Linked DNA regions of Homo sapiens: region 2 is linked to region 1. A link is a contact called in ENCODE Hi-C or POLR2A ChIA-PET data. All regions are on one chromosome and are shown on one strand. Each heading gives the region's core, a stretch centred on a gene start or an enhancer-like site at or near the end of the contact. The rest is flanking DNA. Distances are from core to core; before and after follow the strand shown. Region 1 overlaps PPP1R14C (protein phosphatase 1 regulatory inhibitor subunit 14C). Region 2 holds the start of PLEKHG1 (pleckstrin homology and RhoGEF domain containing G1).

Region 1 (7,027 bases), core at 3,359-5,858:
CCATTGCTGATTTCTTAGTGTCGAGAAATGCACAGGAAAATGTCAACATTGGAGGAAGCTGGGTGAAGGGTACATGGGGAAAACTCTGTGCTTTCTTTGCAAATCTGTAAATTAAAATTATTTCAAAACACAAAAAAAACTCCAGGTCTATTTGGGTGGCTCATCACATCATCAATGAAGAGGGAGGCCAGGCAAGCAGCAGTTTGGAGGTGGATGGGGAGTTGACTGAGTGGCTTATAAGGCAGCATGGCTGATGGGAAGACCAAGGCCTTGCTCACACCTTGACTGTGAGAGCGACCTTGTAACCTACATCCAGCCATGTGAGGCCTCTGGATGCATCTGGCCTCCTGGGGAGGAGGAGTCATCTCCTGTTACTATCCTCATTCTTTGTCCCCAGTCGGTCTCCCCACATCAGTTACAGCACCCCTCAAACCCCCTGCTTCCAGTTTCAGCAACTCTGCCCACCAGGAGAAGTGTCAGATGGCACTTCCAAAGAACTTCATTTTCAGGCCAAGAAGCTTCTATTCTGAGGCCCACAATAAACCAAGGCTTCATAAGAAAAGAAAGAATATGCCTAACATCAGCTCTCAATAGCTAAATGATGAATTGAGTAAGTCACACACCCAGTGATGCTCAGAGCTGGGGATCTGCACTCAGCTGTACCTCGCTCTCTATCTCTACCCGCCTCCCCACCTGCACCACAGGGCCTTGCACAGTAGGCCAGGAATGGTCTGGTGCATTAACACACACACACAAAAACACAGCTTTACAAAAGAGCTTCACCTTGTCATAAAAGCACCAATGCTGGGGGTTACAGAGATCTTCTAAAAAGCTGTCTAGTCTCCCTGGCCTAGGGAAGGAATCTAATATTTCCCATCTAGAGTGACTTTAACCATTAGTTCTGAATGTCAATGCCATATAATGAATAGAGAGATTATCTATAACCCGTCTAATGATGAATTACCCATCTGCAAAGGGTTCCCAGCTATAACCACTTTATAGATAGGTGATGAATACATAACATAAATTCTTCAGCAAAGAAAGGGAGAGACTCTGGGCCGGGTGCAGTGGCTCACACCTGTAATCCCAGCACTTTGGGAGGCCAAGGCGGGCGGATCACTTGAGGTCAGGAGTTTGAGAACAGCCTGGCCAATGTGGCAAACCCCGTCTCTACTAAAAATACAAAAAAAAAGAGCAGGGCATGGTGGCGGGAACCTGTAATCCCAGCTACTCAGGAGGCTGAGGCAGGAGAACCATTTGAACCCGGGAGGCAGAGGTTGCGGTGAGCCAAGACCGCACCACTGCACTCCAGCCTGGGTGAGAGCAAGACTCCGTCTCAAAAAAAAGAAAAAAGAAAAAAAGAAATGGAGAAATTCTGAATGCTGATAAACATTTGTTGATTTCACTTAATGACATGGTTCTGTGATCTTTAAATTCATCCCTACTTAAATAAAATATGTCTTGTGCTAAATTATGAAATCAGAAATCAGGCTGTTTGCATGAGAATAAAATTAGAGAAGAACAAGAGAAAGAGACGAAATTCCAGTCCCAGTTTGCAGCCTGAAGAAAATCACTTAACTTTCAAATGTGTGCGTCAATCACAGATTCTGTGTGGAGACGTGAGAAATCTGAGCAGCAGTGGCCCTGAAAGATCCTTTTACCATGCTATAGATGGAATCAGTGTGTCAGGCAGAAAGGTCAGGACAGAAGATCTCTCGGGTCTCTTTTAAATGTGAGCTTCTGGGATTCTCCTTATAAAAGAGTTAGATTGTTGTTATGCTCAAACAAAATTACAGAGAATCCCTCAACTATAAGATATTAGGTATGTACAATGGTGTGCTGAATGGAGCTGGCTTGTACCAGCTCACTAGAGACCACTGTTAAATTTTCAGGAATTTTATAAGCCAGCTGTCAAACACAATAACGAGAGAATGTTCAGGTCAGTGGAACTCCTCTGTAAACTACCATGGTGGGTACATGTCATTAAACATTTGTCCAAACCCATGGAATGTACAGCACCTTGAGTGGACCCTCATGTAAACTATGCACTTTGGGTGATAATGGTGTGTCAACGTAGGTTCATCGATTGTGACCAATGTACCGCTCCAATGGAGGGTCACGCCGGGGGAGTTGGTGGGGAGGCTGTGTTGGGGGACTGGGCAGAGAGTACATAGGAAAGGTACCTTCCTCTCAATTTTACTGTGAATCTAAAACTGCTCTAAAAAACAGATTTAAAATTTTTTAAATGTATTTTGTAAAAAAATGTTAAATAAAAGTTAATTTTATAGTCATAAAAAATAATAAGACCATATCACTTCCCTGCATAAAAGCTATCATACTCAGGAACAAAATTCAAATTCCTTACCATTAAAAAAAAAAAAAAAAGAGTCGTACTGTAACCTACAAGGCTCTGTTTCTTCTAACCTCATCACGTATCACTCTTCTCTCTCATTTCCCTAGAATGTAAAACCCACAAGGAAGGGAAGTGATTTTTGTCTCTTTGGTCTACTTCGATATCACGGGTGCTTAAAAGGTAACTAGCAGCCGGGCGCAGTGGCTCACGCCTGTAATTCCAGCACTTTGGGAGGCCGAGGCGGGCGGATCACGAGGTCAGGAGATCAAGACCATCCTGGCTAACACATTGAAACCCCATCTCTACTAAAAATACAAAAAAATTAGCCAGGCATGGTGGCAGTCGCCTGTAGTCCAGCTACTCAGGAGCCTGAGGCAGAAGAATGGCGTGAACCTGGGAGGCAGAGCTTGCAGTGAGCCAAGATCGCGCCACTGCACTCCAGCCTGGGAGACAGAGTGAGACTCCATCTCAAAAAAAGAAAAAAAAAAAAAAAGTAACTAGCACATGACAAAAGTGTAATGAGTATGTGTTGAATTCAGTTCTCATCACCCATATTTTCTTATTCTTTCTTGTGTGGCAGATTGTATTTTCCAAAACTGGCTTCAACAATATTTCCCATTCCACTTCCCTTCCTCACAAGGTGATCTCACTTGACTTTCCTCCCATCAGAAGGTAAAATCTATGTTCCTTTTCCTTGAAGCCTTGTTAGAACTGTGATTAGAACAGAAGCAATACTATGTGACCTCCAAGGCAAAGTCATTAAAAGCAATACAACTTCTTCCTGATCGTATTGAGATGTTTACTCCAGAGCCCAGTCCCCATACAGCAAGGAAACCGAAATAGCACATGGAAAAGCCTGTATGCTGAAGAGCTGACACAATGGCCCATGGCCCCAACAGTTTGCAGAGTAAGTCATGTTGAAAATACATACTCAGGCCCTAAGTTTGCCACATCAATTAATTCCCCATGAGGCAGAGATGAGTCACCCCCAACAAATGATGCACAAATCAGATTTGCAAGCAAAATAAATGATAGTCATTTCTTAAGCCACTAAGATGTGGGGGAGTTTGTTGCATGGTATTGGTAATTAGTAAACCTTGGTTCATTCTACTTTCAGCTTCTTCCCGCTTCGGCCTTTTCATGTTCGATTTCATCAGCCTAGAATTTTCTTCATTCACAATTCACTTGTCCTGTGCCTTCACCTTATGCAGGTCTCTGCTTTTGACACCTTCTCTTTTACTCAACCATTGGGTTTAGCAGCATCTAACAACAACGACAACCTTTTAACAGCAGTTTGGAGACTAAATATGATTTTTTTTCTGCCATATACAGAGAAGTCCAACATAGTTGGATATTGGCATTTGTTCAACAGTTCAAAGACGTCATATGTAAGTTCTTATTTTATTGTTTCTATTTTTAATTTTTTTTCCTCTTCTACTTACATTTCAGGAAGTAAGGAAAAAGACAAGTTTCCCATGACAACAGAATCAGTTACCATTAAATTATTATTCAAAAACTCCATGCAGTGAATTCATTTCACTGGTCAAAATTTGTCATAGGATCACCTCTAACTATAATGGAAGGTTAGATATTTTTAAGGAGTGTAAAATATCTTATTGATAATTTTATATTGAGGCTGGGCACGGTGGCTCACGCCTGTAATCCCAGCACTTTGGGAGGCCACGATGGGTGGATCGCCTGAGCTCAGGAGTTCGAGACCACCCTGGGCAACATGGTGAAACCCCATTTCTACTAAAGTACAAAAAATTAGCTGGGTGTGGTGGCGCGTGCCGATAGTCCCAGCTACTTGGGAGGCTGAGGCAGGACAATGACTTGAGCCTGGGAGGCAGATGTTGCAGTGAGCCAAGATCGCACCACTGCACTCCAGCTTGGGCTACAGAGTGAGAATCTGTCTCAAATAATAATAATAATTTTCTATCGATATGTTAAAATGATAATATTTTTGATACATTGAGTTAAATGTTACTAAATTTTTAAATTAAATTATATAATTGTATAAGAAGAGTAATTATATAATAAAGTTGTAAATACTCAAAACATGACTTTCTGATTATTTGGTGTTATCTGCCTATTCTTACGCTCTTAAGGTTACTTCCATCTCCTGCATCTGTATGGAGGAAGTACTTGTCCCTGCTCCTCCCCAGGGACTTCACAATGGTCACCTGAAATCAACCATGGCGAGGACTTACACTAAGGAAACTGGGCTGCTGTGAATCAAGGGTTTTTTTGTTTTGTTTTGTTTTGTTTTGTTTTGTTGAGACGGGAGTCTCGCTCTTTCGCCCAGGCTGGAGTGTAGTGGCGCTATCTCGGCTCACTGCAAGCTCCGCCTCCCGGGTTCACGCCATTCTCCTGCCTCAGCCTCCCAAGTAGCTGGGACTACAGGCGCCCGCCACTACGCCCAGGTAATCTGTATTTTTAGTAGAGACGGGGTTTCACCATGTTAGCCAGGATGGTCTCGATCTCCTGAGCTCGTGATCTGCCCGCCTCGGCCTCCCAAAGTGCTGGGATTACAGGCGTGAGCCACCGCGCCCGGCCGAATCAAGGGATTTTTTTCTCCCATGAGAGCCAGTTGTTAAACTTTCACCAGCAACTCACTGCATATATGTGAACCTCAAAGACAAAAAAAAAAAAAAAAAAAAGGGACGCTGTATTGTGTTAGGGAGAAGGAGTGGGGGAGGGAAGTAAAAGGGGAAGTGAAAACGGAAAGGGAGAGAGCAAGGTGGGAGGGGAGTGGGGGAGAGGAGAGTCGGGAGGGGAGGGGCCGCAGAAAGGGTGGGAGGAAAGCAAGGGGGAGAGGAAGAGGGGAGGAGAGAAGGAGAGAAAGAGGGGAGGAGAGAAGGGGAGAACGGAGACATGGAGAGAAAGGGGGAGTTCTTTTATGTGTTTAGTATCCCAAGGAAAACAAGGGTTCTATATATGTAAATTATTTCAGATAACTAGTATTCAACTCTTTTTCTTCAAATCTCTCTAAGGGATTCCTCGTGTGCCTGCCTTTGGGGTCTGAATGGCTCAGGTCACTCCTGTGGCCAGGCGTCCTGCCACACTGCCTCTCGGGACACGCTCCAGGCTGCAACAGGCTCAGAGCTCTCTGCCTTATACAGTATATAAGACAGCTCTGGTCTTCCGAGCTTTTTATAGATGCTCTGTCTCCTCCCTTACTGTCAGGCTGTCAGCTGTCACTTCTAGATGTTCTCCCAGAACGTATACCTAGCAGCCTAGTTTGTTGCTTCTAAATCTAGTGAACTAAAAAAGCAGAAAACCAAACTTGTTAGAAATGTGGCTAAAGTAAGAGCACAGAAGCTCTACATGGAAGCCCAAGGACCTCTGTAATAAATCAAGAACATACCCCAGCATACCCCAAAATATCGTATCTCTTTAGGGTCTCAAAGCTACTCTTTCTGCTTTTTGTTTTTTTCCCCCCCGAGACGGAGTCTTGCTCTGTCACCCAGGCTGGAGTGCAGTGGTGCGATCTCGGCTCACCTCAACCTCTGCCTCCTGGGTTCAAGCAATTCTCCTGCCTCAGCCTCCTGAGTAGCTGGGATTACAGGTGTGTGCCACCATGCCCAGCTAATTTTTTTGTATTTTTAGTAGAGATGGGGTTTGCCATGTTGGCCAGGCTGGTCTCAAACTCCTGACCTCAAGTGATCCGCCCGCCTCGGCCTCCCAAAGTGCTGGGATTACAGGCGTGAGCCACCGCGCCCGGCCTAATGTTTGTATTTTTAGTAGAGATGAGGTTTCACCATGTTGGCCAGGCTGTTTTTGAACTTCTAACCTCAAGGGATTCACCCGCCTTGGCCTCCCAAAGTGCTAGGATTACAGACGTGAGCCACCGCGCCTGGCCTCTTTCTGCTTTCCTTTAGGTTCCTTCACTCGGTTCCAAATGACTGGAGTTACAAAATTCCTGACTTCAAGGTTGGTGAGGTTTCACTAAATATATAAAATATTCACCTGAGACAAGCTGAAAATGAAATTGGACATGATATTAACTAAATAAGAACGAGAATCACAGTCCCATCACGGAAGTAACATTCACAAGCACCAGCCACCCTGTTCCCTTAGCAATCTGCTTCCTCCTCCTGAGGCAGGCCTGCTAGGAGGCTGCCTCTCCCAGTGGCCTCAAAAGGCTTCAGAGCAGCTCAAACTGCAGCCACCAGACATGGGCAGTGGTGGACAATAAGTGCTGGCGGAGGCAGCCCCATTTTCCAACAGCTACCGCCTGGAGCTGGCCCCAGTTTGGGGATCTGCTTGTCCCCTGCCCCTCTTTGTTCATATCCCCAGAGGAAAGGAGGAACAAAGAGACCCTGGGACATAACCCCAGCCCCTGGTGTCACCAAGCAAGATGGTACCATGGGAGAAGCCTCTAGGGCTCTTTTGTTCCCCAGAGGGCAGTTACCAAGAAGAGCAGCATTTGGCTGGGCGCGGTGGCTCAGGCCTGTAATCCCAGCACTTTGGGAGGCCGAGGCGGGTAGATCATGAGGTCAGGAGATCGAGACCATCCTGGCTAACATGGTGAAACCCCATCTCTACTAAAAATACAAAAAATTAGCCGGGCGTGGTAGCGGGCGCCTGTAATCCCAGCTACTCAGGAGGCTGAGGCAGGAGAATGGCATGAATCCGGGAGGCGGAGCTTGCAGTGAGCCGAGATAGCGCCAC
Region 2 (7,027 bases), core at 2,179-4,678, 430 kb before region 1:
TTAATTTTATCAAGCAAGATTGATGCAAGCCTGTGATGAAACATTAATATCTGAGATGCCTTGCCACACACAAGCATGAGGTTGCTTACAGACCCTTTGTCTAAAAAATGTTTTCCTTCCCATCCCTGCCTGAATACACCAACATTTCGCATTAGAAACCATATTTTTCCTAAGTCAAAAGAGACAAGGGATTATAATTTTTTCTTTTCTTTTTTTTTATTTTTTTTTTTTTTGAGACGGAGTCTCGCTGTCGCCCAGGTTGGAGTGCAGTGGCGCGATCTCGGCTCACTGCAGGCTCCGCCCCCCGGGGTTCACGCCATTCTCCTGCCTCAGCCTTTTGAGTAGCTGGGACTACAGGTGCCCGCCACCTCGCCCGGCTAATTTTTTGTATTTTTAGTAGAGACGGGGTTTCACCGTGTTAGCCAGGATGGTCTCGATCTATAATTTTTTCTTAAAGACTGAACCATTACATTTAATTAAAAATATGTCTCCATGCAACCAACATTTCTTAGGCAGTGCAGTTCAAGAGGGGCAGGGGAGAGAGAAGAGAACCTTGGTTAAATCACAGTTCTGACAGTCCAGAGCTATGTATAAACTTCTGCAAAATCATACACTCCTGGGACTTGGTTTATCAACAACAATCATCTTCAAAGCACACCATATGTGCCAAACACTGATACGAATCATTTCATTTAATCCTTGGCATAACTTGAGACAAGGGCGGAGAAGAAAGGAGGAAAGGTGTGAAAATGAGGAAAGGTGAGAAAACCGAGAGACACCAACTATGATTTTTACTTTTCCTGGTTATGAAATAATCCATATCTAAGTAATTTCCTTAAAGAAGTGAAGGTCTCAAAGCTACAGAGACGTAGATGTGAGCATCACACAAGTAGGCTAATTCTAGATCACTGGATCTTAACCAGACTTCCTAAATCTTTAAGATGTAGGGCTGGACTAGGTCATCCAAGAGCCCTTCTGGGTTTAATATTCCAGGGACCTAATCATGCTGCAGGAGGATTAAAAGATGACAACTGCTTGAAAGACCAACCACCAGCAATGAAAGGAGTGGAGAGGAAAAGAAATCTGCAAAAAAGTGAACGGCCGCCATTAAGATAATAGCTTCAGGAATTGCTTTTGGTTGACGAAGGGCTCAAGAGATTTAGTGCTACTCAAGCATTTCCCATATTTATGGGACAGACTATGAACCATTCGATCTTAATTAAATCACTGAAAAATCATATCCGCAAAGGGGGAACACAACATAGGACTGGTTATTCTTGGTTTTGAAAAATTATGTTGCCACTTCCTATTGTTTTAAAAATGATCATTTAACTTCTTTGAACTACAGCCTGAATCCCCCACTGAAATATTTAAGCCTGTATTCGGTGACAGTCACCTATATTAAAGGCATTGAAGGAAGCTGGTGCCCCTAATTCAGGGTGCCCATTTAGAGTAGGGGAAGCAGGAAAATGCCACCAAGGACGAGCAGAATCGGGGCAGTTATCTGGCATCTGATTGCCAGGTAACTGTTTCTCACTTTGCTTTGCCCTTTAGCAGAGGACTTGGGGGGCTGCTACACAAGGATGGGGAAGGTCGTGCAGCCATTGCTGTTGACTGTGGACTGCTACTGATGACCTATTTGAGGATGAAGCCAGGGAGGTGGGAGCACTCTGAAGAAAAAAGTTTCTTTAGTCAGGTGGTTTGGTGGCTTAGAATTGGGACCTCAAATGAGACAAAAAGTCAAGTCAGGAATTGGGAAGCCAGACTCAAAATGCTGAGAGAGTCAAACATCAACCCGTTACTTTTCTCTCTGTCTTAAATATTGTAGACCAAATTACAGGGGGTAGGGGTTTGGGAGGGGGATGAGGAATGAGCAGGAGGCCGTAGAAGCTATCTGGTTCGTGTGCACTGCTTTATAAGGGAGGCAGCCAAGACGACCAGAGGCAAGTATCTTGCCCAGGGTCCCACAGGGCAAAATTAAAGTTCGAAAATTTTCTGATCTCCTGAAATGATGGGCTTGGAAATGTTTTTAACAGCAATTTAATCAAAATCCAAAATCTCTACATTTTTTAGAAGTATGCTGTCTACAGAATCTGAGAATCCAGAAGATGCCGGTTTTAACACCTGGTTGTTATTGTACCGCATTACAGGACCTACCCAAGCCCGGAATTCTGTTAGATGACAAACTGGACCCTAGAGTTAACATTCTAGTCTTTCCCCCGGTCTAAATACAAAACACAATATAGTTCTGTATCCAATCTGTTCAAAACTCCTAAACCAACTCTCAGTCTGAGATGGTCCTCGCGGGGTGATACCTGCCCCAAACACCCACACTCGGTGATTTCGAAAATACGTGCAGTAGCCTCGGCCACCTGCGGGTGGTACAAAGGGCGCCTTGAGGACCAGAGCTGGATGAAACGCCGGCTTACAAACCCCGCTCCGCCAGCACATTCAAGTCAAGGATCCAGCTCATTGTTTCCGAGGAGCGGAATGAATTGACCAGCCGAGCGCCGTTCTCCCAGTTAGAGCGTTCCCAAGCTTCCGGCTTCGGAACGGGGCTCACCGCGAGGACACAAAAGGGGCGAGCTCGGGCATCACTGCGGTTCCCCGCCGCCCGCCGAGGCCAGAACGCTCGCAGAGTCGCGGCCGCCCAGGTGTTACCGTTTACCCCGTGACGGAAGAGCCACAGGCTCTTGACTCCCCACCCCCTGAAAAGCGCATCTGCAGAACGGGGGCGCCCCCAAGCCCTGAGCGCCGCAGCAGCTCGGCCGCCGCCCCCACCGCGCGTCCCCGGGTCCTCGGGCTCCCGGCTTCGCTGCTGGGGAGCTGACCCAGCTGACTGGCTGTGGGGTCCCGTTCTGGGGCTGTCCTGCTGAGTCGGGGGTGGGGAAGCGGTGGCTACAACTCCCGGGTGCTCGCAGAAACTCCTCTGCGCGCTGATGTTGCAGCCGCTGGGGCGAGGGGCGGGAGCACCGGGAACTTGGGGGCGCGGAACCCCAAGCGGGGCGGCGGCGGGCAGCATCCCCGACCCGACTCCGACCCCCGAGACGCGGCGCCCCCCAGCGCCCTCCGTCCCCACCGCGCGGTGCCCCCGGCGCCCTCTGTCCCCACCGCTCGGCGCCCCCCAAGGCCCTCCGTCCCCACTGCGGAGGGGCGCGCAGGGGGCCGGCGGGGCCCGGGTACCACGCTCCGCCCGGCCCCACCTGCGGATGTGGGGCTCCCGCCGGAGGTCCCCGGGTCCCCCCTCCCATCCCTGGAAAAGTCCCCAGGGCGTCCGGGCCCGACCGGCGCTTACCCGGGGAGGGACGGCTTCGCATGCCCGGGCGGCGCTCGCAGGTCGGGCGGGGAGGGTGCGGGCTGCGCTGCGCCGGCTCGGGCTGCCGGAGCGCCCTGCAGCCGCCGTCGGGCTCGGGCTCGGGCTCAGGCTCGGGCTCCGACTTCCTCTTCCTCGGGCTCGGCCCCACTGCTCGGCCGCGCCCCGGCCCGCCCCTCCCCGCGCCCAGACGCCAGCTTCGGCGGCCGGAGCAGTGGATCGCTCGTCCCGCCTCCCCTCTGCCCTGAGGGTGAAAAAGGTGGAGAGGAGGGGGGCGAAGAGAAAGAGAAATTAGGCACTTGGCCTTGTCTCTGGAGCCTTGCCAAAGAGAACAGTCAAATTACAGCTTCGGGGGGAATAAAGTTTTTTTTTTTTTTAATTCTGCTACTGTTTTCGCAGACACATCACTTTTTTTCATTTTCCTAGCTCTTCAGGTTTAGCTTTCCTTTGGACGTAATAATTTCCTATGTGAGTCCTTTAAAATAATACCCAAAATCATGGTTTTAGTGAACATTCTAGTTTTACATAGAAGCTTTGCCGGTAATCAAGTGAAAAGAGGGGGAAGCCCGGTGTTCTTCAGGCGTCATTACCCTAATCACCTCGGTTAAAGCACCAAACGACCTTTGCCTAGAGAAAGTAAAAGTGGAAACGGAGGTAAAGAATAACCGGTGACAGCCAGAGAGATGTTTAAAGGCACCGGCTCTGCAGTAAAGTTATGACTCCAATCAAAGGTGCCTGCAGCGACAGTTAAAGGCATGTGAAGTCATTTCTTAACACTAATCTCCCGCCAAAGTCGGACGTATCAGGGTCGCCTGTGGACCCCCTTAGGTTTGGTGGTGGATTTGATTGCACTCTTAGTTGTTAACAGACCTTCAGCCTTACCACTTGCTAGCTGTGTGGCCTTGAGAGAACGCTTTAACCTCTCTGTGTTCTGTCTGTTTCCTCATCTGTAAAATGGAGATGATGATGATGATGATGATGATAGTGCCTACCTCATAGAGTTGCTGTATGTGATTTAAATAAGAGAATGTGCGTGAAGGGCTTAGGAGACTGTCTGGCACATGCTCTACAGCCTGAATAAATGTTAGCTATTCTTGTTGATTTTTGCCTTTTATCTGCTTTTATGCATATACATGATTATGGAAATTATCATAAAGACTGGGAACAAAACAAGGTTTGTGCAGTAAGGCTACACAGCATCACAGTTCTCTACCACGTGGAGTTTATGTTCTGTTTTATAATTTGAGTCTCCACAACTGACTTGTATTACCTAAAACTATGGGACTGGGTTATGCTTGGAATACATTTACCACGGTAGATTTGCAATGGGACTAAAACAGACATTTGCCATCTTCAAAGCATTGTTTCAGTTGGCCTTGCGATAACCTTGTGAGGTTGACAGGACAGGTGCTAGTCGCCTTTCACAGACAGGAAACTGAGCTTAATTAAGACCCTGCCCAGCTTCTGGAGCTCACACAAAATCATGCCTGTTACCCCATCTCTCTATGTTGTGATTTGTGTTAGAAGTGTGCAGTATGTTTGTGAAATAGTACCACATTAATGGTTTCCATCAACCCTGTGAGGTAGGTGCCAGCCTTTATTTGACACTCAAAGCATCTAGGATTCAAAGAAGCTCATTGATGAGTGTGTCTGTGGCTGAGAGATAAGGGTTTCCGACAACTTGGAAAGGAAGGGAGGAGAATTGGGGATTCCTGTTCTCTGCTGTCTCCTCTTTTATTGATTGATTGATTGAGACGGGATCTCGCTCTGTTACCCAGGCTGGAGTGCGGTGGCACCAATCATAGCTCATTGTAGCCTGGAACTCCTGGGCTCAAGAAATCCTCTGGCCTCAGCCTCCTGGGTTGCTGGAACTACAGGTATGCACCACCATGCCGGGCTTACTTACCATTTTTTTTTTGTAGAGACCGGGGTCACGCTATGTTACCCAGGCTGGCCTCGAACTTCTGGCCTCAGGCAATCCTCCAGCCTCTGCCTCCCAAAACACTGGGATTACAGGAGTGAGCCACCATGCCTGGCCTCAGTTATGCATTTCTTAGCACAAGTGCTTCGAATGAAGCTGTGGATGAAGCACTATGATCTGATGAAAAGACTGGATCAGCTGCAGATGCTGCTGCTCAAGAGCACTCACCCTTAGGCAGATAGCTCTTCTGAATTTGGTACTGTGCTTATGGGATGGTTATAATATTTCCTGGCCAGCCCGCTCACTTCACCTCAGTTTATTAATGAGGTGGGAGGTAGAAAGTGGAAACAGGAACAAGAAATTTCTTTTGTTGAGACTGTATGCCAAGTATAGCACTAAGCACCTAAGTCCTGTGATCATTCCTGATTTCCAGGCAAATGAACTCTGCCCTTTAGATCTTTAGAATTTGAGCTCCTTGAAATCACCTGGCCTGACACATTGTGGGTCTGGTTTGTGTGTCCAGCACTTAGTTCAGCTCCTAACACACAATAGGTATACGATATTCAGTGTGTGGATTGTTGGATGGATGAACGGACAACATAAGAGTTGTGAAGATGCTGTAGCATTCTGTTAGTAAGAGTCTACTCTTCCACTTTAAGGAAAAGGACCCAATGGAATGGCTTTCTAATGGTGCATCCAGCATTGGGAAAATTCTTTTGGCGAGTGGTCTTTCTAATACTGCTCTATCAGTCAATGTCAAACAAAGGGAACAGAACCCAGTTCAAGTATTTATAAAAGAGGGACTTTAATGCAGGAAATTGGCTCTACAAGTGATGGAAGAATCAAGAATCCAAAAAGAGACAGTGAGGCAGCCCAGAAATTAACAGCAACAGAAAGTCACTACCACTCCTAGACAGAGGAATTCAGAAGACACAGCCTGAAGGAGTGTTCCCCCACCCATCCCCATAACCCTGTGATTCTGAGTGATTCTCTTCACAAGAAGAGGCTGAGGGCAACAGGCCCAGGCTTAGCCCACCCTCAAATTATACCTTTTCCTTCTCAAGTAAAAGTGGGTCTATCAATTAGATTTCTGTAGAAGAGAAGTTCTTGCTTTTTAAGATGACTGAACGTCCTAAGTGATGGGCTGATGGTGAAACAAACCACCATGGCACACATTTACCTATGTAACAAACCTGTACAACTTTTACTTTAAAAAGATTATTAAATGCCTCTTATGGTGTCTTATTTCTTCCTCGTACAGATTCAGTAAAGTAGATACTATAATCCCTGAATTATGCATAAGGTCACAGCTATTCAGGAAAGTTTGGTGACTTGCTCAAGGCCACACAGCTATGCGAGGCAGAGCAGAATGCAGACAGCTCTGCCTTCCGGTTCTTCTCATCTCACGAACTCAGCTGTTTGTCCTGAAAGGCAGCACAATTGCACAGTTTTGTGCAGTATCATATTTCAGGGTCACCAATCCACGCACATATGGGAGCTAATGTTTGCAAAGCTTACAGAGTTAAAAGGCTCGATCACACCCTGCCTTAACTTTATGACATATGGTGATAACTTTTATGATGCGAATAGTGACTATACTAAATTTATTATTACACAAGATCAGAAATATGTCCACTGGATTGTAGGAGAACTTGAGGGACAAAAAACAGGTAGCATTTATCCCTTTTCTGGCAGGGGATGGGGAAGCTATTTCAATTTCAAATTTGGATGTGTGAGGCTTAAAAAATACTCTCTAGAATGTCCTGAACTTATTAGAGGGATTAGGGTAAGAG

The links. A loop is a pair of places that touch in the nucleus more often than their neighbours do. ChIA-PET counts read pairs that join two places held with the same protein, here RNA polymerase II (POLR2A). Pooled maps may share reads with other maps.
Region 2: a loop to region 1 is called in a pooled map, with 18 times the contacts of the local background. The contact joins the promoter of PLEKHG1 here to the enhancer-like site in region 1. A Hi-C loop is called at or near these places in 6 of 50 pooled maps. POLR2A ChIA-PET finds 5 or more read pairs at or near these places in 3 of 52 experiments (HEK293, activated CD4-positive, alpha-beta T cell and activated T-cell).

Annotation. Positions count from the first base shown.
Region 1 is chr6:150,166,137-150,173,163 of GRCh38, reverse strand. The region is part of intron 1 of PPP1R14C (protein phosphatase 1 regulatory inhibitor subunit 14C); the gene reads right to left. Among named protein-coding and RNA genes, the nearest start is that of PPP1R14C, 27 kb to the right of the region's middle. RefSeq lists an enhancer at 2,895-4,094 and a silencer at 4,745-4,794. Within about 2 kb of position 4,608, at least 2 of the 41 ENCODE cell types and tissues checked have a DNase peak (open chromatin) inside an H3K27ac peak, as active enhancers do.
Region 2 is chr6:150,596,286-150,603,312 of GRCh38, reverse strand. PLEKHG1 (pleckstrin homology and RhoGEF domain containing G1) reads right to left here and starts at 3,428. Exons shown (of 17, transcript NM_001029884.3): 1 at 3,296-3,428. RefSeq lists silencers at 2,751-2,920, 3,131-3,610, 3,406-3,700, 3,881-3,940.